Regions from separate parts of the Homo sapiens genome. Here region 2 is linked to region 1. A link is an interaction called in ENCODE POLR2A ChIA-PET data of the cell type or tissue named here. Cell type or tissue: IMR-90. All regions are shown on one strand. Each heading gives the region's core, and the rest is flanking DNA. Links, peaks and the distances in the headings are about the cores only.

Evidence for each region. Peaks named below come from ENCODE experiments on the same cell type or tissue, not always from the same donor. Only the 100,000 strongest peaks of a DNase experiment are listed, where the experiment ranks them.
Region 2: POLR2A ChIA-PET joins it to region 1 with 20 read pairs; 4 of 35 experiments call an interaction of 5 or more read pairs at or near these places.

Annotation. Positions count from the first base shown.
Region 1 is chr4:119,729,975-119,741,824 of GRCh38, forward strand. No RefSeq gene overlaps it. Among named protein-coding and RNA genes, the nearest start is that of LINC01365, 69 kb to the right of the region's middle. In IMR-90, for the core only: no CTCF peak of the experiment used is centred there; DNase peaks (open chromatin) are centred at 3,707 and 5,377; H3K27ac peaks cover 3,395 bases.
Region 2 is chr4:119,646,918-119,658,767 of GRCh38, forward strand. No RefSeq gene overlaps it. Among named protein-coding and RNA genes, the nearest start is that of PDE5A, 24 kb to the left of the region's middle. In IMR-90, for the core only: no CTCF peak of the experiment used is centred there; DNase peaks (open chromatin) are centred at 6,274, 8,384, 10,254 and 10,644; H3K27ac peaks cover 4,419 bases.

The sequences.
Region 1 (11,850 bases), core at 1,177-9,176:
TCCCAGTTGCTTTTGTATGGGACAGAGGAAGTCAGCTCTATGTCTCCTTGTGACTTTTGGCCCTCATCTAAATTAACTGGGACGTTTAACTGAAAATCTGCCCAAACAGTTATGAATATCCAGCAGGATATTTTTGGAATTTCATGAGAAAATATCAATTACCAGAGGAAAATTTATTAACACAAGCTGTACTTCCCTTAAGTGAATTTCTTTTATCTTGAAGAATTACTTCATGCAGGTATCTGGTGTCACCACAGACCATGCATTGTAACTTGCTTATCTTTAGGGATGTTTGGCCTGTCTGTGTGTACTTGGCAGCTTTCCCTACGCATTGGCCAGGGCCATGTCATACAACTGCCATTAGTCAGGCAAAAGCAAACATAAACAATGTTTGTGAATCATTTTTCCACTTTTAGCCAGTTATTTAAAAGCACAACATCATAAACTTGGGAAAAATGAGAGATAAGCTGACATATTTAATGCATTCTATAGCACACTAAAAGATTCCACTAGATCGTAAAAAGAATCCTAAAAATTCTGTTTAATTAGTTATACATTGCGTGATGGACATGGAGGTTACCTGAAAATGGTATAGGGGCCAAGGGAAAACTTTCCCTTCACCTTGTAAAAGTTTGTTGAAAAATAACTAACAAAAAGCAGATTAATAAGAGAAAGGTCATAGAAATTTATTAGTGTGCACAGGGGAGAGTCACAGAGTAATTACTCCAACCCTTCAAGGGGGCATGGAAGCTCATATACCATCTTGAGGTTACTGAAAGAATGAGGGCTCAGAGCATGACCCCAAAAAAGGTTATGGTGCTAAATCAGGTTTTAGGAGGGCAGGAGAAGAAGACCTGGCTAGGAAAAGTGGTTTTGTTATGTAGAAGAACCTCACACGTAGCAGCCTTCAGGGAGTATAGATGGCAAATATTTCCTTTAGGCCTGTAAAAGTATCAGACTGTCAGTGAATCTTTCCTGGATCTGCACAAAGGAGGACCTTGGAGAAAGCCTGGTTGCATCAGTGCAGATTTTCTCTCCAAATGCAAATCTCCCTGACAGAAGACATCTTCATCGATTCGTGTATTTCTAGCTCTTCTTAACAGCCATCTTTAAATATTTCAAATAAATATATTTTGGGGTGAAATATTTTGATTTCCTTCAATGGCAAATATTTTTTCCTAATGTTTTCCCAGGTACCTGAACACAAAATAAAACAAATCCTAAATCATGTGGGAATAATGTTATGTCTTCTTGTGATTGACTTTCAGCTTGATATTTTGCATCATTGCTAGATAAAAGAATGCTTGGAATGTTAATATGGAATGTTGAGCACTAAATTAGAATTCAGTGTTGTAAGATTTGAAACAAACATAGCAATTAAGAGGTTTTAAATTCTTGTATTTCATCACTTCTGAGAGACCATTTCTTTATAGAGTGTTCTACAAAACAGCAGCCCAAATGACAGGGAGATGGAGAAGGAAAATGGAAAAATAGGAAAAATTATCCTTCTTCTTTTGGTTCAAAGGCATGTTTGAAAAAAATGTTAGGGGTAAATAGTGATAAAAAAATGCTGACAGTGTGAACTTACCAGTGTTGACTAAACAGTACAAACACATCAGTATCGTGATTTTAACTTACGGCTAAAATATGAAAAACAATAGGAGGAAAAAAACCCGACCTATTCTCAGTACCCATGTGACAGTAGGTAGGTAGGCAGACATGAACAGGGCACAAGAGGCTCCCCACAACCAGAAATGTCAAGTGACCATCAGGTGATGGTCAAGCAGTGGTTAAACTGTCTCTTTAAAATAATTGGTTGCAGCCAGCACCAGAAAAAGGCAGTCTCCCTATAGATAGAAAACAGCTGAAACAGATGACCAGCAGCTTCCTGGTAAGATCTCAGGAGCTGGGCGAGTCGGCTCAACCCTGCGTATTAAAAGGCAAAATGGTGGAGTTTAATTGGTATATGACCTCCCTCTAGGAACACCCAACTGGTAAGGGAAAAACACCTCAAATAAGCACGTGCACAACTTCAGTAAACACACTGTGCATGCGGCCCCTCCCAAGTGCTGGCAGGCCAGTACATGTGCAGAATGCTAATGTCTAAAACCCTAAGTCAAAGGTCAAATCAGACATTCAAATCTCTCAAGTGGCCCACTTGGCCCTCTTCCATGTGTACTTTATTTCCTTTTATTCCTGCTCTAAACTTTTTAGGAAACTTTCACTCATGTTCTGAAACATGCCTTGGTCTCTCCCTCTGCCTTTTGCCCTTAGGTCAAATCCTTTCTTCTGAAGAGGCAAGAATTGAGGTTGCTGCAGACCTGTAGGTCTTCACCACTGCTAACACCCAGACTGTCACTGTCAATGTGAAGAAAGTCTCTGCATCACATACTATATTAATGGACATAGTGTGACTCAGGTCTATGGGAGCGTCTAACACTAACATACCTGCATCAGAAGGTAAGACCAACTGTGAGGGGCCTCTTCATCTGCTTCCATAATATTCTGGGAACTTAAAAGGAAACCAACCTGGAATCAAGTGGTGAAGTGGGATCTGTGATGGTTTTTTTCATAGTGAAGAACCCAAACACACCCAGAGAATGATCATATAGTTACATGGTCCATATAGATATGTAGTCTACCCAGAGTTTCCTAGCAGTTTAAAAATGGATCTGGGGATAACAGTGTGATCTGAGAGACCAAAATAAATGCCCCTTTATTAACTAAGATGGACTCAAAGGTTAAGGAAACAAAATTACCTTTGGGTTGAGGGTTCAGGAATTGGCTGGCATGGCTACTTCCTAAATTCCTACAGCTATAAGAAAAACCACACTCTTGCTACACTCTCTAATAACAGGATCTATCAAGCAAATTGTCAGAACCCTCCTAACTTTGATTTACAACCCAGACCACTGCAACTCTGGTTGAACAGAGGACTAGCCTTATAGACACTCCTTCCTGATAAGCTAGGCCAGTTTCAGCCAGTTCATAGAGACTGCATACAAGCTGTCTTTGTATCCATGTTCTGACACAAAGAGCCAAATTCCCCCTCATTTTAATGCTAAAACCCCACCCCAAAGTGAACATGAGGTTGTTGTTATATATGTCTACCCATTGCACATGCTCTTGGCTTCCCTCTTAAATATGTATAGCCTTTCTCCCAAACCTGCTGGATATATATAATACAGGCCCTGTGAGACATTAAACTCAACCTTTCCTTCCCCTCTTTGAAGAGAGAGCACCTTCAATTCACTTTGGAGACTGTCTCTTCCCAGTTTGCAAGCTGATATCACCAGTAAAACTTTTCTTTCTAGTATTTAGCCATCCTTGTGGTCCTTTGCATAAGAGAGAGCGAGAAGGATGTAGAGAGCTCTAAGTTTTTAGACCCCGAGAAAGGGATGGAAAGGGTTAGTTCTGCTTGGTCTACTTAGAGATTCATTTGATTAAGCTTTCATCTGGGCTAGGCTGCTTCATATCTGGATACTCTGAGGTTATACAAAATACAGGGCTTCAAACTATTCAGAATCAAAGGTATATGGATAGGGAACCCTTGCATTTCAGTCCGCCTCTGGGTAAATCCAGTTCATTGCAGGAGAATTCAGCAGTGGTACTTGACACTTGGTCACTCCCTCACAGAGGATAAAAAGTGGTGGATACAGCCTGATCACACCAACTAGCTTATAGGCTGTCTTAATACATTCTTTAGTGATTACACATGCTCAAATTCATGAACATCATTGGTTTACAGAAAGCAGCAATGTTTCTAGTATCTTGTATGTTCTAAGAAAAAGCCATTTGCCATTGGAAGGGCCAAAGTAAAACTTCTTCTTCACTCTCTGAAGGTTCACTGAAAAATCAGCTCACAAAAGGCAGATTAATTGGAGAAAAGGCATACAAATCTATTAACATGTATGAGAGACAATCATAGCGTGATTACCCAACATCCCAATGAGGTACAGATACTACTTTGTAGAGGAAAGGGTGATGGAGAAGTGCAGATGATTTTAGCGGGGTAGTAAATGATTTTTAGGGGAATTCAATGGACTTGAAGAGCATACAATGAACTGGGACAAAGTCTACTGGGCCCACAGAGCGGGCAGTGGTTTGTGACAAAATCGTCCAGGTTTGTTGACAGACTTCAGTCTTATTTTCTGTGATGAGCTCAGTTAATAAAATCTCCAGGAAGGGACCAGAGGTAATTATTTTTTATTTGTCAGGTCCAGACTTTAGGCAAATAAGAAACTTCAGAGAACAGATTTATCCTGTGCTTTGGGAGACCCAGAAGATTGAGAGATAGGAGGAGTGGGGAAGAGTAGGTCAGAGAGACCTTGAGCCTCTTCTTCAGTTCAGCATGTCAGAGTGCCATATTTCGGGGTGTTGGTTTCTTTTTTCTTTCTTTTTTTTTTGAGACAGAGTCTCAGTCGGGAGTGCAGTGGCGCGATCTCGGCTCACTGCAACCTCTGCCTCCTGGGTTCAAGCGGTTCTCCTGTCTCAGCCTCCCGAGTAGCTGGGATTACAAACACACACGGCCACGCCCGGCTAATTTTTGTATTTTTAGTAGAGACGGGGTTTCCCCATGTTGGCCAGGATGATCTCGGACTCCTGATCTCAGGTGATCCATCCGCCTTGACCTCCCAAAGTGCTGGGATGACAGGCGTGAGGCACGGCGCCTGGTCCTGGGATATTGGTTTCTAAACCCCAACACCATTTATAACTTTTCAGAGTTAAAGTCAATAGAGTAGAATTTTAGCAAATTGAAGAAAGATAATAGGGTCATAATGTCTACAATCTTACAATGATGCTTGATTCATATTTTTATTAAAGAGCCAATTTAGAGAAAAATTGTAAATAATGGTGATGATGTGAATCAGAGAAGAGGCAAGAGTTCAGCAATATGGAGGCCTTTCACTGCCTATCCTAGAAAACGCTGTTCTTATGTGTTACGTGGAGTATAGATACCAGTGCTTGGGGGGCTGGAGTCTCATTCTGATGCCATAAATTTGATTCTGAGCTTAGATTATTTGTTTAAAGCAGTTATCTGAAGTGAGACAACACTTACAAATAGATAATAGGACTGCTGTTTAAAGTTTCTGAAAAACCACAGAGCAAGACAATGTATTGAAAAGAATAAACAGTGGGGATTTGGAATGATCTTTCTGAATCAATAACAAGTGACAGAAAAGAAAAGAATTACTGATTTTCTAGCTATTTGGAATGACACAACACTTTCTGGGATTCACATTTCATATCAGAGTTGTTTAACCAGCAAAATGCTGAAGTGATTAAATATGAAACCACACAGCTGAGGCTGGAGAAAACTGTTTGTTCAGAAATGCTTCTGGAATGAGACTGCAGCTTTAGTTATTTTTGTTTGGTTGGTCAGTGATGAAATGTGCTATACTCAGCCTGCTAAAGTTATCCACAGAGGAAGGTTTACTTTGGTGGTTTTAAGGTATCTCCTTTCAGAATTTTGATGTGGCAGCACATCCCTTAACAGCTCATTTCCTGAGGGATACTAAACAAGAGGCAAACCTAGGAAAAAAGACAAGTTTAAGATCTCTCACCTCACTGTGAACTCTTTCCATGTTTAAACATAGAAGACACTCTCATAATCTGGCTTCAACTGAACACTGCCACAAAGGCCCTAACTATTTATTACGCAGTGACCCAGGGCCTATTTTTCAACGGAAAAATAAGAGAAGATATCTTTACTAGCTTTGTGCCTTGCCCAAACATGAAACTGAAGCCAAAATGAGTGAAAAGACTTTGTTTTACCTATAACAATTTAGTTAAGAGAAAATTTTTATAGGTTTATGTGCAGAGTCAACATCTTTTGGTTATCCACTGGAAATTTATAACTATACTAATTTATATCACTTTATTAAATATCCATAAAAATCAGGCTGTTAGTTATTGAAAAATAAGGAGCTCACAGTTTGAAAGATGATAGGCATGTGGTATTTTTAATTATATCTAAACTTATAAGTCAGGGGAAATGGTAGATACAGTTTCTAGTGTAAAGCTTAGGTTGGGATTGAAAAGGTAGCATGATTGGTCAGGGCACACCTTGGGGTTTAACATTTTGTGGTGTCTGTTGGGTGCCTTGGACACTGGAGATCTTGGAACTGTATCCTGGAATTGCATATGGAATACAGTCATCACATATGCTTATAGAGTTAGCACTTCATGGCATGCCATGGATATGCTATTGTCATCTGATGTTTTCGTCTTACTTCAATGGTATAATGCAAAATGGTTAATAATGTAAGTTTTTTTCAAATATAAAATTACTTATAAGACACACATATTCTTAAGAAGCCATATTACTAAACCAAGCAAGCTAAATCCTCAAAACAGGAGACGAACAGCAGAAAGGGATTGCAGCTACATGGAGAGACTCACCAATGTGTCTGAATAAAGTGAATATATATTTTTGAAAGACATCATTTCCAACGGTAAAATGAATGGAATTATTTCCTGCTAAGACTAATCTGCTATAATTTGATTGGTCCATATTCTTTAAATGTAATAGCACCAGTTCCTGAAATTCTTAAGTTATTAAAGATACAATATTTTAAAGGTTCTTTTGATCACAGTTAAATTACAGATGATTTTTATTTTTCTTGGCATTTTATAAAAAAGTTAAAAAATAGCTCTTACCAGTGGTGTGCTGGTAAACGTTCACTACCCAGCTTTCAGGGCAGGGTTGGGGATGTCCTGATTCAAAGTATTTGATGATCAACCAGTATGCAATGCTCCCATAATGGCCAAGTTCAAACTACCAATGGGATATCAACCAGCTAGAAAACCTCCAGAAAGTTTAGCAATTGGCTCTCACAAAGCAGGATGCACAGCTCCAGCACACTGACTAAGACTATTTTTGTCTTAGCCGAATATAAGAGCAATCATCATAACTTAGGAGTTTATCAAATTAGTAACCAAATGTGAATATGGAACCTCAAACACTCTGCCATATGATCCTCCAAACACCTATAAAGAGAAAGGGGAAACATAATAGGAATAAAAGTAGAAAAGTTCTACTATATTTGCTATATCCAGAATCTTACACCAAATATACTTTAAAAGCCTATTAAATTCTGTGAACAGCTTCCTAAGACTTTGGATAAATATTAAATGTGCTTATAAAATATAAATGTTTTTAGTATTACTTATAGCATGGTGTTGTTAGAAGTACAATGTCAATAAATGACCATGAATAAACTTATTTACTGCCAGTTGCTAAACCTCTTCCTTGTGCTGCTTTTTAATTTATATTCCTCTGTTGTTTCCTCTTTGGCATCATTTTTCCTCAAATTAGTTTCCTCTATGACAATGCCAATTTGTTTCACCAAGACAAATACCCTTGTGAAAGCTCTTTGTCAGCTAGACTGTTTATAATACAGAACTAAGGTGATCTTATTTTTCTTCTTCAATACCGCTCCGTAAATGAAAACAACCTTATAGAGATGTTGCCAACCCTCTGCCAGAGCTTTAAGAATTTTTTGAAAAATAACCTCTGAATAATCTCAACATACCTGAAAATGTTAATAATTTAGGGAAAAGACACTTAGTTGTTTGTTTGATTTACCAGAATCTAAAGTTACAAGTAATAGCTTCTTAACTTTGTTCATTGCTTTCAGCAGCTCAAGCTTGGGATTCAGAAGCTCTATGCTGATTAAGCCTCTGAGAATTTTTTCTTTTCTATTGGCAGTTGATAAACAGCGCTTTCACGATAAATGTACTGTAATATAGTTCTCAATTGTGAGATTTTTTTTTTTTTTTTTTGGTCAGGGGCGGGTATAGTTAAGATACAGACTTACCAAAGAACACATAATTTGATAACTTTTACCAAGTCTTTTTTTTTTTTAAAGCACTTAATATGTTTGAACTTGCTAAGTTGTCTCTCATCTTCTATTTTTGTTTTTTGTTTGCTTTAACACAGTAGATGTGTAAAGGTGATACTTAAGAATAATGAAGAGGTAAGGTAGTTCTAAATAGAATTATTAAACAAGAAAAATTTTAGAAAAATGCTACTTCTCTTTCTTGGGCCTTAAAAAGGACTCAGGCAAGATAAATAAGTTGCGTGCATCTTTTTTTTTTTTAATATATTTTTTTAAAGCACTGGGAGCTCTCCCTTCCCCAAAGACTTAAAACTACTGGCAGAAGGACTGTCTTGAAACACATCACGAGTGATAATTTTTCTTCCTATCTACAAGGCAATCATTACCCTTTTTCTTCCTAATCCTTCTGCATTGGCTGCCCATTGATGAATATGATGAGTAGGTGTTAAAATAGGAGGGGAGGGAGAGCATTAGGACAAACACCTAATGCATTCAGGGCTTAAAACCTAGATGACAGGTTGATAGGTACAGCAAACCACCACGGCACATGTATACCTATGTAACGAGCCTGCATGTTCTGCACATGTATCCCAGAACTTAAAGTCAAATAAAGAAAATAGCACATTTATTAAAAAGAAAAATCAATACATATCTTAGAGAAGTCAGCCGGAGTCACAAAATGCACTGTTGGGAAATTTCCATTTACTTACGTTTTAGTTTCTATGTACATCGGGACTCTCATTCTTCAAGGAACTGTTTTTCAAATTACCTTGTTAAAATAGTTTCCTATCTGTGGTTACTTAGGTTAAAAAAAAAAGAAAAGAAAAACAAAGCTTTTATTTTTTGGCAGATGTTGGAAGGAGATCATGGTACCACATGAACTTGTTTAAAAACGAAGAAGGTGGTGTGAGCTGGTACAGTCAGCCTATACCGCAAAACCTCTACCCCCAAATCTCTGAACCTGTTTCTAACAGGATACAAACTTCCTGAGGACTTTCTTGTCATTGAAGTCCCCTGCAGTGTAAAGCATGATGCTTTGTATTTGGTTAAGTGGCCCATGAGCTTTCCTTATTTCCTTGAATTGAGCATCTTGGATACTTAGAACTGTACCCTCTCTACAAAAACAAATGAAAAAACAAACAACCTAACCATGGAGATTTCTAATCTGGTGGTTGGCAGATTATGCTGTGTATGTGATTTTGTTCCCTTTTAACTTTACTATCAGATTTCCTTCTGAAGCATCACTCATTATTCTGTAATATCTTTTAAATCTCTGCGTCTCTGTGGAGTGTCATCAATTAGCAAAACATTATGTTCGCTGATAACAGCCTGATCCTTCTTATATCTGCATTATGCAACAGACTCATGAAGACAGAAAGGCTTCATTCCTCTGCCCAGTAAGGTACATAAAACCAAGACTAGTTGTGTCTTCCAATCCCCAACCTTCTGCTCACCATGGATGAGAGGAAAAAGATTAAATAAGGACATCCCCATTTCTAAGAGTTTATTAGTTCCTAGTCTAACTTCTTGCAGACTTAAAGAAAAACACTGCAGTTCAGATTTTGAAAATATTCTGTTAAAGGAGAAGAATCTCTATTTTCCAGGTTTATCAATAAATGGAGATTAAATAATAGGAAAGGTAGCTCCTAGAATAGTAGGGTCTTAGAACACTTGGGGGCAAAAACAAAAGGCAAATAAATAGTCTTTTTTGTTCTCCTCTGCATTTGCTTAAATATTTTACAGTTCTGCACCCAGATTTGTCTCAGTTGCAGTAAGGACTACATAATTCCTTCAGGTTTTTCAGAAGCCAGATCTCTAGGCTGATCAGCAGATAAAATGTATTGAAAAACCATAGAGTAACATGCAAACAAGAGAAAACCAAAATTGCCCAACAAAAAACCTTTTAATCAAGTGAAATTTTCCTGATTTCTGCTTTTCTGAGTAAAGATGTCATTATTTAAACAGCGTGCTCTTTTGTATAATTATGTGTTCGATTGCATCGCTCCATGGACCTTAATCTTCAAACATGGTGTTTCCTTTAATTTAAAAGGGTTTTAATGTTCCCATTCCCTTATTTTCTAACAGACTTGCTGCTGGGAGAGATTAACCGTTGCCCTAGGAACACTAAAAACATCAATTTCCCTGGAGCAATATCTCACTAACTTCAGCACTTAAGTCCCAATGTTTAGTTAGAGTTTGTTCAGTGAGTACTTTAAGGTTGATTAAATGACCGTTAAATGTCTGAGAGCAACCAAAGTAAAAAGCTCAGAAGCAGCAGATCACCCATGTAGGAATGCAGCTCTCTCCACTCAGAGACTAATTTTGTCAAGACCACCTAGAAGACACACAACTACCATTTACTAATGGTAATTGCAGACTTATAATTACTTACAGTACAGGTAATCCCATGCTTGATTCATGTCTAGCCTATATAAATTTCTCTAAAATTTCCTAAATGTGGCATTCAGTCAAAACCTAGATAAACATTCAAGTGTGTATGTGTGTGCATCCTCAATGTGCAGAATCTGTCTTTTATTTGCTTACCCTCTCACTTGTTGAGGTGTCTTTTTCTCCTTTTTATTGTTTATCATCTCTCCAGGGAGGGGCTTGGCAATTTAGATTATGTCTCTTGAGGAATGCAGAGAGCAGATAATGAATTTTTTTTGAGACAGAGTCTCACTTTATGGCTCACTGCAGCCTCCAAACCCTGGGCTAGGCGATCCTCCCATCTCGGCCTTCTTAGCAGGAAGGACTACAAGTGTGTGCCACCACACCTGGCTAAACTTTTATTTATTTTTTTGTAGAGATGGGGTCTTGCTTTGTTGCCCAAGCTGGTCTCAAACTCCTGACCTTGAGTGATCCTCCAACCTCACCCCCTCCAAGTGCTAGGATTATACGTGTGAGCTACCACACTCGGCAGAAGATGGATTTGAGAGGTATCTTCAAGCTGTTTGATCTCCCTGGAACAGGAATAGGGTTGGGTTTTGTATTACAGTTTGAATTAGGGATTAGATAACCTTCTGACAGAAAGTAGAACATGATTAGAAAAATGCAGTTTCGGCCCGGTGCGGTGGCTCACGCCTGTAATCCCACCACTTTGGGAGGCCGAGGCAGGCAGATCACGAGGTTAGGAGATCGAGACCATCCTGGCTATCACGGTGAAACCCCGTCTGTACTAAAAATACAAAAAATTAGCCAGGTGTGGTGGTGGGTGCCTGTAGTCTCAGCTACTTGGGAGGCTGAGGCAGGAGAATGGTGTGAACCCGGGAGGCAGAGCTTGCAGTGAGCAGGGATTGCGCCACTGCACTCCAGCCTGGGCGACAGAGCGAGACTCCGTCTCAAAAAAAAAATAAAAATAAAAATGCGGTTTCAAAATATGCCTACAAATTAATACATTTGCTCATAAGAGTTCCTGGAAGAAAACAAAACAAAACAAAACAATACAAAAATAAAGCAAAACAAACAAGAACACCAACAACAGCAACAAAACTCAGAAACTCAATTCATAAATCAGGAGTTGATCAGAGATTTTGGAGGATCCCAGTAAAATTCACATGAGTCGTCAAGGGAAATGCCATTCTATCACTTTTGAAATGACTTTCATTAGCTGCTAGACCAGTGGTTCCCAGTCTTTTTGACACCAGGGACTGGTTTCATGGAAGACAATTTTTGGATGGTTTCAGGATGATTCAAGTGATTACATTTATTTTGCACTTGCACTTTATTTCTATGATTACTACATTATAATATATAATGAAATATTTACACAACTCACCATAATGTAGGATCAGTGTGAGCCCTGAGCTTGTTTTCCTGCAACTAGATGGTCCCATCTCGGGGTGATGTGATGGGAGACAGTGATAGATCATGGGCATTAGATTCCCATAAAGAGCATGCAACCTAGATCCCTCACATGCACAGTTCATAATAGGGTTTACGCTCCTATGAGAATCTAATGCTGCTGCTGATCTGACAGTGGTGGAGCTCAGGTGGTCATGCAAGCGATTAG
Region 2 (11,850 bases), core at 2,652-10,651, 82 kb before region 1:
CATGATTGGCTGAGTTCCTCTGCCAAAGTCCCTTTAAGATAGTTCTCTCCATATAGCTTTTCCTGCCATCTGGCCTGTGGGAGGTAATGGCTCCCTGCCATTGCTGGCTGTACTACTCTTTGTTATTGGCTTTCTTAAATCATGGCCACCTTTTAAAAATAGTTCCTTAATTAAACTCTCCTGAATTATCCAGTTTGAGAGTGCCATGTGTTTCCTGCTGGCATCCTGGCTGATATTCCAGACCTCATGTATAATTCTCAAGACGTACCTGTGGTAGAGAGCAGGGAAGAAAGTTCTAGTCTATGTAAAAAAGTTCAAATTATACTTCAGAAGCCACAGGAAAAGTGACCCTAGCAAATCTCTATGTTTATATATTTACATCAAGTGCTTATATCAAGTAACTAATGTGTTATCCTAAATAAAAAGCCTTAGAATACTTCAGAATAGACTAGGTTCTTAAGCCATCCATAAGGTTTTCTGGATTCAGTGAGTTGAACCTATTCTTCTGCTTTGCCTGTGAGGATAATGGTCATTTTCCGGCACACTGCATGTGTCCTGCATTATTTTATTCATCAGTTGTGTCACACTTTCTGTATTCCAGGCACTCTTCTAAGACCTTTACAAGTAATAACTCATTTAATCCTCCTACTAATCCTATCAGATATGTGTGATTATTACCATTTTACAGGTGAGGAAGCTGGAGCATGTAGAGATTACATAATTAGCCAAGGTTTCTCTGCTAGCAAGTGGCAGAGCTAGTACTCAAAGCCATGCAGTTCAGCTGCAGACTCTGGACACTTGATCACTGTTTTATACCGTGAAGCCTTGCTCAGAAAGACTTAGAAAACAAGAGAGATGAGTCAACCTGGTCTGATGTAAGATTGGGCTCATCGAATGCTGGTGCCTCCTATTCTCAACAGGCATCAGAGATGAGGGAGAGAGAAAGAGGTTGAGAGATCCTCAGATGATAGACACAAGAGAGGACAAGTACAGTAGTTTCTGTTGCTATGTAACCATGTAACGAATTATCCCAAAATTTAGTGGCTTAAAACAAATTTTTCTCTCTCATGGTTTCTGTAGTTCAGGAATTCAGATAGGGTACCACACCGCAGAGTCTCTAACCCACTACCTGTGGGGTCTCAGATAGAAAACTTGAAGGCTCAGAATTGGAATCATCTGAAGGCTCATTAACTCCCGTGTAGTCCTGGCTGGGTCTGCCGCCTAGAATATCCTTCACAATCCCTCACCCTCTATCTGAGTCCAGAGGTGCTTGGAGAAATGGTACCCACAAAATGAAATGCAGTTTCACGTGTGGGAGTTACTATTTTAGAAAACTTCTCTTGGGTTCAGTCAAGATTTCTGAAGAAAATAGAAGGTAAGCTAAAATGAGGTGAAAGGATTATTTATAAAAGTACAGGAGAGGGATCAAAGAAACAAAAAATAAGAGATTATTTAGAACCCTAGGACTAGCAACACCAGAGAGCCATTACATCTCCTAGAACTGAAGAAGCAAGGGAAAAGAGAAATTAACAGAACTCCAAGGGCAACCGTTTGTAGAGTGTCTGACAAGAGCTGTGACCTTTAGAAAGGACTGCAAATAACCAGGGATGACCCAGGGGAGTAGGAGGAGGGTGGATTAACACTGCTATCTTGCTGCCCTCTTGTCCTCTGATCTTCTGCTTTTCTATCCCAACTGGATGCCATAAGGCCAGAACAATCCATACAGGTCAGCCTCCTGGGATCAAAGGATAGGGTGGATGATGGGTGCGGGCAGGCAAACAGAAGATACCCAACACACCAACATATTCCTGGGAGTGGAGTTGGGGGTGAGCAAGGAATGTATTTTGGAAGGTCATCAATTGTTCCTTGTAGAGCTTCAGGTGAATGCTGCTGGAGTTTGTAATGCCATCATTGACAGACTCTATAATAAGTTGAGTCATATGAAATTATCAAAATACTGGGCAAATATTAGCAATTTCATCTAGTTCAACCTAGTATTCTGGGTACTTTCCAATAAAGTTACCAATGAATAAATGCTTATATTAAATGACCAAAAATGTTACTCCTTATTTTTATTGTTGGTTATGTTTGAAGTTAGGATTGCATAAAATACTTAAGAGGAATGGGTATTCTAATTGGTTAACATTAAATTTTTTTGTTGTTGTTCTGAGAAAAGCCAAGACAAAAATATAAAGTCACACATGTTAATTAGCTTGATTTAGCCATTCCACAAGGTATATATTATTTCAAAACATCATGTTGTATATGATAAATATATGGAATTTTTGTCAATAAAAAATAATAAATAAATATAAAGTCAGCGAAACCTTTGAGATAGGCATGTTGCTCGGTACAACTCGTGGTAGTATGTCTTTGGTGCCCAACTGAAATAGTTTAACCTACTTAGCAGTTTGTCCTTCAAAGGTAGACAGGCTTGAACCCAATCAGAGACCTGTAAGGGATGGTCTGATTCCTGGGTTTCAGAAGACCAAGCAATAAGTAGGAGAGGCCCAGGATAGACCATGGAAAGGGCACATTTTGAATTTTATATTCTAATCATGCCTTTGATCATAGTTTCCTCTAATTATATGTTATTTAGTAACCTACTGGATACAAAAACTGCAGTTTTGATACATTCGATACATTTTCTCCCTCTGCCATGTGGCTAAGAAAGTGCAAATCAGGATGCTGGTTAATGTGAAATTTAAAGGAAATGCCCATTGAGACATATCTTTGAATTCTGCTTCTTCCCACTATGCCTAGGGTGAAAACAGAAGGTCTCCCTGAAGTAATCTTTGCTGTGAAAAGAATTATTTGAGTGGTGTGGTTGACAGAATAGTGGGCCCCTAAAGATGTCTACATCCCAGTCCCCAGGACCTGTTACCTTACGTAGTAAAAGACACTTTGCAGATGTGATTAAGGTAAGCATTTTGAGATGAGGACATTATCCTGTATTAGCCAGATTATCCTAAAATATCACAAGCATTCTTATAAGATGGAGATAGGAGGGCTAAATTTAGGAGAAGGTGATGTAATTTAGAAATGGAGATTGGACGTAGTGGTGGTTGGATATAGAATGGAAGACCATGTAACAATTGAATATGGCCGTGATCCAAGGATTTCCAGAAACCTCTGAAAGTTGGAAGAGGCAAAGAATTGAGCCTTCTTTAAAGGAATCAGACCGGCAGACACATTAATTTTAGCCCTGTAAGACTCAATTCTGACCTCTGATCTCCAGAACTGTAAGAGAGTAAGTTTGTATTGTTTTAAGCCAATACATTGCTGCTAATTTGTCACAGTAGCCATGTGAAACCACTAAGAGTGGTTTCCCTAGTTATGTGAATATAGGATGAGGAGGCATTCCATATTGTTATTCTTTAGAAACCCTGATGTGTAGTTTGCATGAGGAGCCCAGGAGCTCAGTGAGATGGGGACCAAGACATGTGTCCAGAAATTTGGAGTTAGAGGGACCTGTCAGGGAAGACTAGGATGATTCTGACCAACACGTGGCAACAAAAAAGGACAATAGCATGCCTAGGTACAAAGTTTTCTTTTTGTTTGTTTGTTTGTTTTTTTAAGAAAGTGGATGGCCTTGGACAATCCAGGCTAAACTTAAGATTCCAGGTGTTGTTATGGGGAAGGACTGGTGTGACATAGCTTGTTATTTAAGCAAGAAGCCTCTCGGCCTCCAGCGGCCCAGATGTAGTATCAAGTTTTTGGGGAATAATGACTGAACAAGACATTGTGAACAAAGAGAACTCCAGGAATCCAAGTGAGAGGAATCCCTGAAGCCAGAGCAGAGGCTTGGACCAGCCCAGAAAGGGTCTGAGGAACTGACAAGACCAAGTTTCAACAGTGACACGTGGCAATGAAAAACTGGTGATAGTAGGCTGACTGGACCTCACTTCCCTTTCCCCCTGGTCTCTGGGCAAGGATTGACCAATTCAGGATTGAACGATCCCTGAAGGTTCTCTGTAAATGGGAAAAGAAGGTCAGGGTAAGGGAAAAGATGGGGTAGAGTTTAAGAGGGTATGCTGGGCTATCTATTAAAAAGATTTTTTTGATTGAATGATTAGGATAAAATAAGAAATATGTACAATTGTTTCATTCTCTGAGTTTTTGGAGCAGGTCATACTAGCTACAGACAACATTTGTTTAGTGTCAGAAAATTTACAAAGAGATTTCTAGCCTATGCTTTTGGTACTTTTGGAAATTTAAACTAGACTATACCAGTCTCCATATTCTTTACTCTTGCCGTTAATAAACACACACACTCACACACACACACACACACACACACACACACACAGTAATTACAGTAATTCTGTAATACAGTACTATGAAATTAAAGGACTTGCATTTATATGCCTCCTACCCTTAGAATGTTAACTTCTTTAATTGGGAGTCTGCATCAATAGGCATTTCCCAAAAGTTGCTTATCTTTTATTGAGGGAACACTTTTTATTTTTTATTTATTTATTTTTTTTGTGACAGAGTCTTGCTCTGTCACCCAGGGTGGAGTGCAGTGGTGCAATCTTGGCTCACTGCAACCTCTGCCTCCCAGGTTCAAATGATTCTCCTTCCTCAGCCTCCTGCATAGCTGGGATTACAGGTATGCGCCACCACACCTGGCTAATTTTTGTATTTTTAGTAGAGACAAGGTTTCACCATGTTGGTTAGGCTGGTCTCTAACTCCTGACCTTGTGATCAGCCCACCTCAGCCTCCCAAAGTGCTGGGATTACAGGCGTGAGCCACCGCACCTGGCCTGTTGAGGGAATACTTTATGTCAGACATGGCCCTAAGATTTTACACACCTCATCTCATTTAAACTTTCCCACATTCAGTAAGGTAGATTTTCTTTCCATTTTATAAATGAGGAAGTAGGTTTACAGAGCTTAAGAATTTCTTCTAGATGTTTATGAGGATGATCTCTAATCATATAATGGGTTGTATAAACATCAATTAAGGTCACACAAATCAAGTGACAAGTGAAGTATGAATACTACTAGTAGGATGCTTAAATGTAGCTAGTCTAGGGACAAAATCAAAATATAATATAAATAGAAGATGTAATGTAACAACAATTTGAATATCTCTTATTTTGCGACAATAAATCACTCATTCCTATTAGCAAGTAGCTCAGCATATCCATCTTAAACTCCACCTCCTCTACCAATTTAACATGAATCATACATGTGTCAAACATGTATAATAGATGTATTTAAAAACGCCCAGTATTATGCATTAAATATAGGAAGTGCTTGTTAAAGTTTGGTTGAATAAAGGTTAGCAAATATATACTTTGAAATGCACAGTAACAAATAGGGGAAACAAATGGAATGTTTGATACCATTTCCAAAGTTACAGACTGATTTAAAAAATAGTTGCTACAGAATGACTGACCTGGTATGTATCCCCTTTCAAAAAAAGTTTAAAAGCACCCCATGAACTTGAAAGATGGAATTGCAAAAAGTCTCCCAACTCTGAGTCATTCTACAGCTACAGAATAAAAATCCTTTATGTATGGAAGAGTATTGCTTTTGATTTTTGGAGGGCTACATTTTACATGTGACCACCAATCACCATTTGACATAGACATTTCTGCTCTCTACTGGCATTCATTATTTTCCTTCATCTAACAATATCCAGGCCTTATGCAGGTATCTTCTACTGTCTCACACCTCACATGGGCCTAAGGAGGACCTGACTTCACTGCTGGATCCAGGGATGACTTTGCTGTATCTAAGGCTAAGTTCATTCCTAGAGCCAGTGATTGGTACAGAAGATGATGTGTGACCCAATTAATAATATTAGGGTGGATTTTCAAAGGATTCTTTGAGAAGCATTCATCATTGTAATGAGAGAGATTCTCAGTGTGACCCTCTTCTTCGAACATTGTCAGGATCCTTCTATAGCTGTTTTGCTACTACCCTGAACATGAAGCTTCTATTAAGAACAGAGAAATGAGCTAGAACCACAGAATAAAATCACCTGCCCTCCTTCTCTTCTTCCAGAAGTAAAATATTTCCAGTCTCTCTTCTAGACGAGAAGCCAATTAATACCTGATTGTTTAGGCTAGTTTGAGTTGGGCTTTCTGTTATTTGTAGGTGAAACTATTCTAACCGATACACCATCCACATTTTATTCTAATCAACAGTTCTGCTGTAAATATAACTCTGGTGTTGAGTCAATACAACACATTAAAAAAAGACAGGCCTGACTCATGGTATCAAAATGGTAGGACTGTCTTGCAAACCCAGAAGTTTATACATAGGGGCCTGCCAAGTCAAATACAGCCCTTCTGAAGACCACATTAGTTTAAAAACTTAGCAATTCAAATATGCCTGTGCATCTGAAGTCATCAAGTTCTAGTTCCCTAACATTGTATATTGTATGTTTTGTGAAATTATATGTATCCTGTGATAGCAGGAAACTCAAGTAATAATTTATTTGGCAAAGAAAAGTGAAGAGTGAAGATGGGTACATAATTTATGTATGAATTCCTGTATAACCTTTGCATATTTTAACACCATATGGAATTACTACAATTTTTTTAAAAAGGCTTAAAAGATTTTAAAAAGCCAACAAATTAAGCCAAGACCACAAATTACTTTTAATGCACTTTTAAAGACCACTGGAATCACAGCCATTAAAATTTATTTCAATTAGGAATGATACTTTTTAAGCTCAAAAACAACATTTGACCCTTAAGTAGATGATGAAAATATACATAATTTAAAAAAGATATTCTGAATTTAAATGATCACAGAGCTATCAATATGGGGTTTCAAATTGAGACTATCTTAAGCAATTAACCTAAAATGCCATGTGCATTTTGTTCAAAGACCTAGCAGGGAAGAGCAATTAGCAATTTGTGAATTATCATTTTATTTATATTTATATTCCAAAAGTAAGCTCATGCCTTGAATATACTATAGAGTATAAAATAGGAACCTAATTTACTTAAAAACTTTAAAAGTTTTTATCTGTTAAATGATTACTTATGGCCTATAATCAAGTTACTATATATATTTTTTAAAGCAATTTTTGGGCCAGGTGCAGTGGCTCAAACCTGTAATCCCAGCTACTCAGGAGGCTGAGGTAGGAGGATTGCTTGGCATTCAAGACCAGCTTGGACAACATAGTGAGATCCCCATCTCTTAAAAAATATATTAAAAGCTTGGTAGGCTAAGGCAGGAGAATCACTTGAGCCCAGGAGTTTAAGCCTGAAGTGAGCTATGATTGGTCACAGCACTCCAGCTTGGGCAACAGAGTGAGACCGCCATCTCAAAAATGAAACAAAAAGCAATTAGTTTTTATGTCTTCTTAAGTTTGCTTATTTTCCATCCCAACTAGTATTCATGGCGTATTTATTTGGAGTAAAGTGGTAAAAACTAATCCCGCTCTTATGAAAGCTAGAATATTGGCTTTTGGAATTCCAGAGAGATTTCGTCTTAATATTTTGCATTTACTAAAATAAACAATAAATTTATCTTTTAAATAATTCAATAAAAAGTAGGACATCCAATCTGTTGGTCAGAATTTTTTCACTGTGTTGTCCCTGATGAATCTTATAGCAACTGTTTTCCAACTCATCCTTGAACTCATAGTTCATTATGTTAAACATTTATTACATCATGTGAAATAGCTACAATGTTGAAACCAAATTAGCAGATATTTATTGACTATCACTATATACAAAGTGCTTTATTTAAATACAATTATTTTCCCTGTTGGACTTAAAAGCCCAGATTATTTAAGCCACATTATCCCCTTATAAAAGGTAGAAACAGCATCCAAACCTTTTAATTTAAAGGAAACCTAATTATTAACTGTAAAGAAAATGTAGTTGCAAAACAAGTCAGTAAAAACCTGAATAGGTATGATAATCGTATCCACTATTAAGTTTAAATTTAAGAGATAAAATATCTCCTAAATGCCTTTTGAAATCCAAATCACCTTGCTTGTTCAAGCCTTTCCCAGTATCTAGTAAAAATGTGACTCTATTCAGATAGATTTATCCCGTATATTATTATTATGATTTTACAAAAGCTAAAGGATTTAGAATTTATAAAACTGTTTTTGCTGCTTTAGGACCCAAACGGGCAATGTTCTAGAAGGGCAGGTAAGTCATTTATTGAGAATAATTCAACTATTCATAGGATCCATAATGTTTTTTTAAGATTTATTCATCTATTTGTGTATTCATTGATGAAGAATTTTGAATACTTCCTATCTAAAATCGTCATTATTTAAAAGCGATTTGTGAAAATATACTATTACTGGGAAGATAGCTATTAGACTATTTATTTTCCATTCATTTTGCAAGGAAGTGTATCCCTCTGAGCTTGTTTGATTTGGATATGTATCCCTAAAATAAATATTGCTATGATGGCTTCCTGTTTAACGTCAGGCTAGTCAACTGACCATAGAAATCCTGCAGTTGTATTAGAAGTTCCTTCACATGGATTCCCATGTAAATGCTTTCATTATTTGGTATGTTAAAACCAACTGCTTCCACCTATATTCAAACTTTTATAGCGTTTTGTTCTTACACTTACAAAGAGACTAGAACTACTTTACAAAGATAATACTATTATTTTTAAATAATGATACTATGTCCCATTTAGATCAACATTTAACATATGCCACATTAATTTTGAGATGGATATTAAATTAGCTATTCTGGTTTCCTGGTTCTTGGCAAGTTATTTATGACTCTCTTTTTTCCTTATCTGCAAAATTACATTCCCCCAAATCTATTACCCTTCCTACAGCTGGACCCACATGCTCTGCCTTTCCTGCCATTCTAGGGGATAAGCATGGCTCTTGCCTCTCTGCTTGTGTACCAGGTCCTGTTCCTCCTTAATTTCTGTGAGCCTTTGCTGATCCCCTGCCTCTTCTGTATAATCACACTTTATTTCATCCCCAAAGCATCAATACATGCTGTGATACCTTCCAATCTTTTATATATATATGTATGTGTGTGTGTATATTACACGTAATATATATTATATATATTTATTTATATTTATAAAGAGCCCTCCCTCCACTCCACATCCCACCTCAGCTTTGCCCATTTTTCTGCTCCCCCTTTATGGTAGAATTCCCTGTTTTCTCTTTTCTTCTCCTCCTCATTCTCTGCCTGGGTCTTTTACCTGAACCTCCTTGATTTTTTTAAGCAATATTTCTACAAAATGTTTCAAAACAAATATCTTTCTATACCTGTCAGTTTGTAGAATTTTAATAAAATCTTACATAATCTTATCTGGATATGTAAATCCCATTTAAGCAAAATTGGAGTCCAGCTATCTATTTACCCATCTATGTAACTTTTTACATATTCTTTTTAAGGTATTTGCCAAATTTATTTTACTCTCTCACAGAACTCTCTCTCTGGAACTCACTGCAGTTAGGCTTTCTTCCCTTCCACTCCACAGAAAAGCACTCTTTAAGGTCACAAATGACCTCTGTCTTGCCACATCCAGCATAAAATTCTCAGTCCTCATCTAACTTGACCTATCAGCAGCATTTGGCACAGCTGACCATCCCTTCACCATTTTCTTCATTTGGTTTTCAAATCACTACACTGATCTGCTTTGAGCCCTATTTCACTGGCTGCCTTGTCTGTCTTTGTTGCTTGAGCTGCCTCTGCCTCCTGACCAGGACTCAGTCTTCAGCTCCCTTCTCTCTATTCATACTTATTTTCTGGCAATCTCATCTCTGAGCTGAAAACTCCCAACATAATATGTCCAGACAATGTTGAGAAAAATGGATTTTTATTTCTCATTGTGATATACAAACAATTAGAAAAGATTTGATAGCACCTCTTTTGATTCCATATTCCTCCCCTCACCCTGTCTGCTATCCTTGGAAGCAAATATGATTTTTATATGCTCATTTATTTGACAAATACTTATTGAGAAATATGTGCCATCTCTGTACTGTCTTACCTCTAATCTGGGCTTCTGATGGTTTCTGTCCTTTTTTCTGTTTTTCCTGGGCAACCTCATTCATTCCCACTACTTGAGGTATATTCTAAACCCTCTCAAATTCATATCTCCAGCCCAGACTTTCTTCACTGAACTGCAAACTCAAAGCTCTGCCTTCTAGGTTTCTTATACCTGGAACAGACACCTCAAATTCCATATTAAAGTTTAAATGCAATTTGATTACAAATTCAAAAAACACAAACAAACCTTGTTCTTCCTGCCTAAGTCAGAGATGAGTCATTCTCAATTCCTCCTCTTTCCCCAGTTCACATGCCTTTCTAAGTACCTCTGTAGCTGGTCACCTTATCTTTATTCCACTTCATCATTTCCTTGCCTTAACCATTTATTCTCTAAGGATCTCCTGGACTCCATTCTTGGATTCCTCCAATTCTTGCCCTACATTTCTGCCAGCATAATCTATCTAAATTGAAATCTGAATATTTCACATCCTTGAACAATATCTTTGATGACTCTATCTCCCATGAGGGAGGTTATGGTTGCTTTCATTGTAAGAATAATACCTCTTAACCCTCATCAGCTTGTCTGCAAAAGCTCTTATGTTCTGGCCCAACAGAAAGACTTGCAGATCTATGAAGCTGAAATGCTCTTCCAGATCTCTGTCTTGCATGTGTTACCACAACTTGAAATGCTTGGCCTTCACCTTGTGTGTCTGGTGAATATGCATTCTTTCATCAAGACTCAGATGAAATTATACTATCTTTGATGCTTCTTAAGCCCTGATGCCACTCAGATGTACATCCTCTCTCCTCTGTTATCATACCTTGTATAGATCTCTTTATTTATTTCCATGTATCTCATGTCATGTCATTATTTGTCTGTATGTCTGCCTACTCCACTGGACAGGAAAATTTATACAGGAAGAAACCATGTATTATGAAGCTTATAATTTTAGCATTTTTATTTTTATTTCATCTTTTCTACAGAACAGGGAACAGCTGATGTGCACTATCCTTTTGATGGATATTTTATAAGCTGAAGAAGTTTAGATTATAAGACAAAATTTCTTTTTCTAAAAGATAATAGTTATTTTTCTAAAATTAGTTACTTCCCACATATACAAGTTTTTCTGTTAAATTGAAATATAATTCATATACCACAAAATTCACCTTTTTAAAGTGTATGATTAAGGCTGGGTGTGGTGGTCCACACTTACAATCCCAGCTCTTTGGGAGGCTGAGGTGGGTGGATCACTTGAGGTAAGGAGTTCGAGACAAGCCTGGCCAACATGAAGAAACCCTGTCTCTACAAAAAATACAAAAATTAGCCAGGCATAGTGGGGCATGCCTGTAGTCCCAGTTACTCTGGAGGCTGAGGCACAAGAATCACTCGAACCCGGTGGAGGTTGCAGTGAGCCGAGATCACGCCACTGCACTCCAACCTGGGTACTCTGTCTCAAAAATAAACAAACAAACAACAAACAAATAAAGTATATAATTTAATGGTTTTTAGTATATTCTAAAACAAAATCATGCAACCATCACCGCTATCCAATTTCAGAACATTTTCATTACTTTCAAAATAAATCCTGACCCATTTAGTTGTCACTTCCCACTGCCTCCCATGCAGCCCAACTAATCGACTTTCTGTCTTAATAGTTTGCTTATTTTGGACATTTAATATAAATGAAATTATACAATATGTAGCCTTTTGTGTCTGGTTTCTTTCATTCAATATAATGTTTTCAAGGTTCATCTATGTAGTAACATGTATTATTTCTTTTTAGGACTGAGTAGTATTTCATCATAAGAGCATACCACATTTTGTTTATTCATTCTTCAATTGATTTTTCCACTTTTTGGCTATTATGAATAATGCTGCTATGAACATTCATGTGCA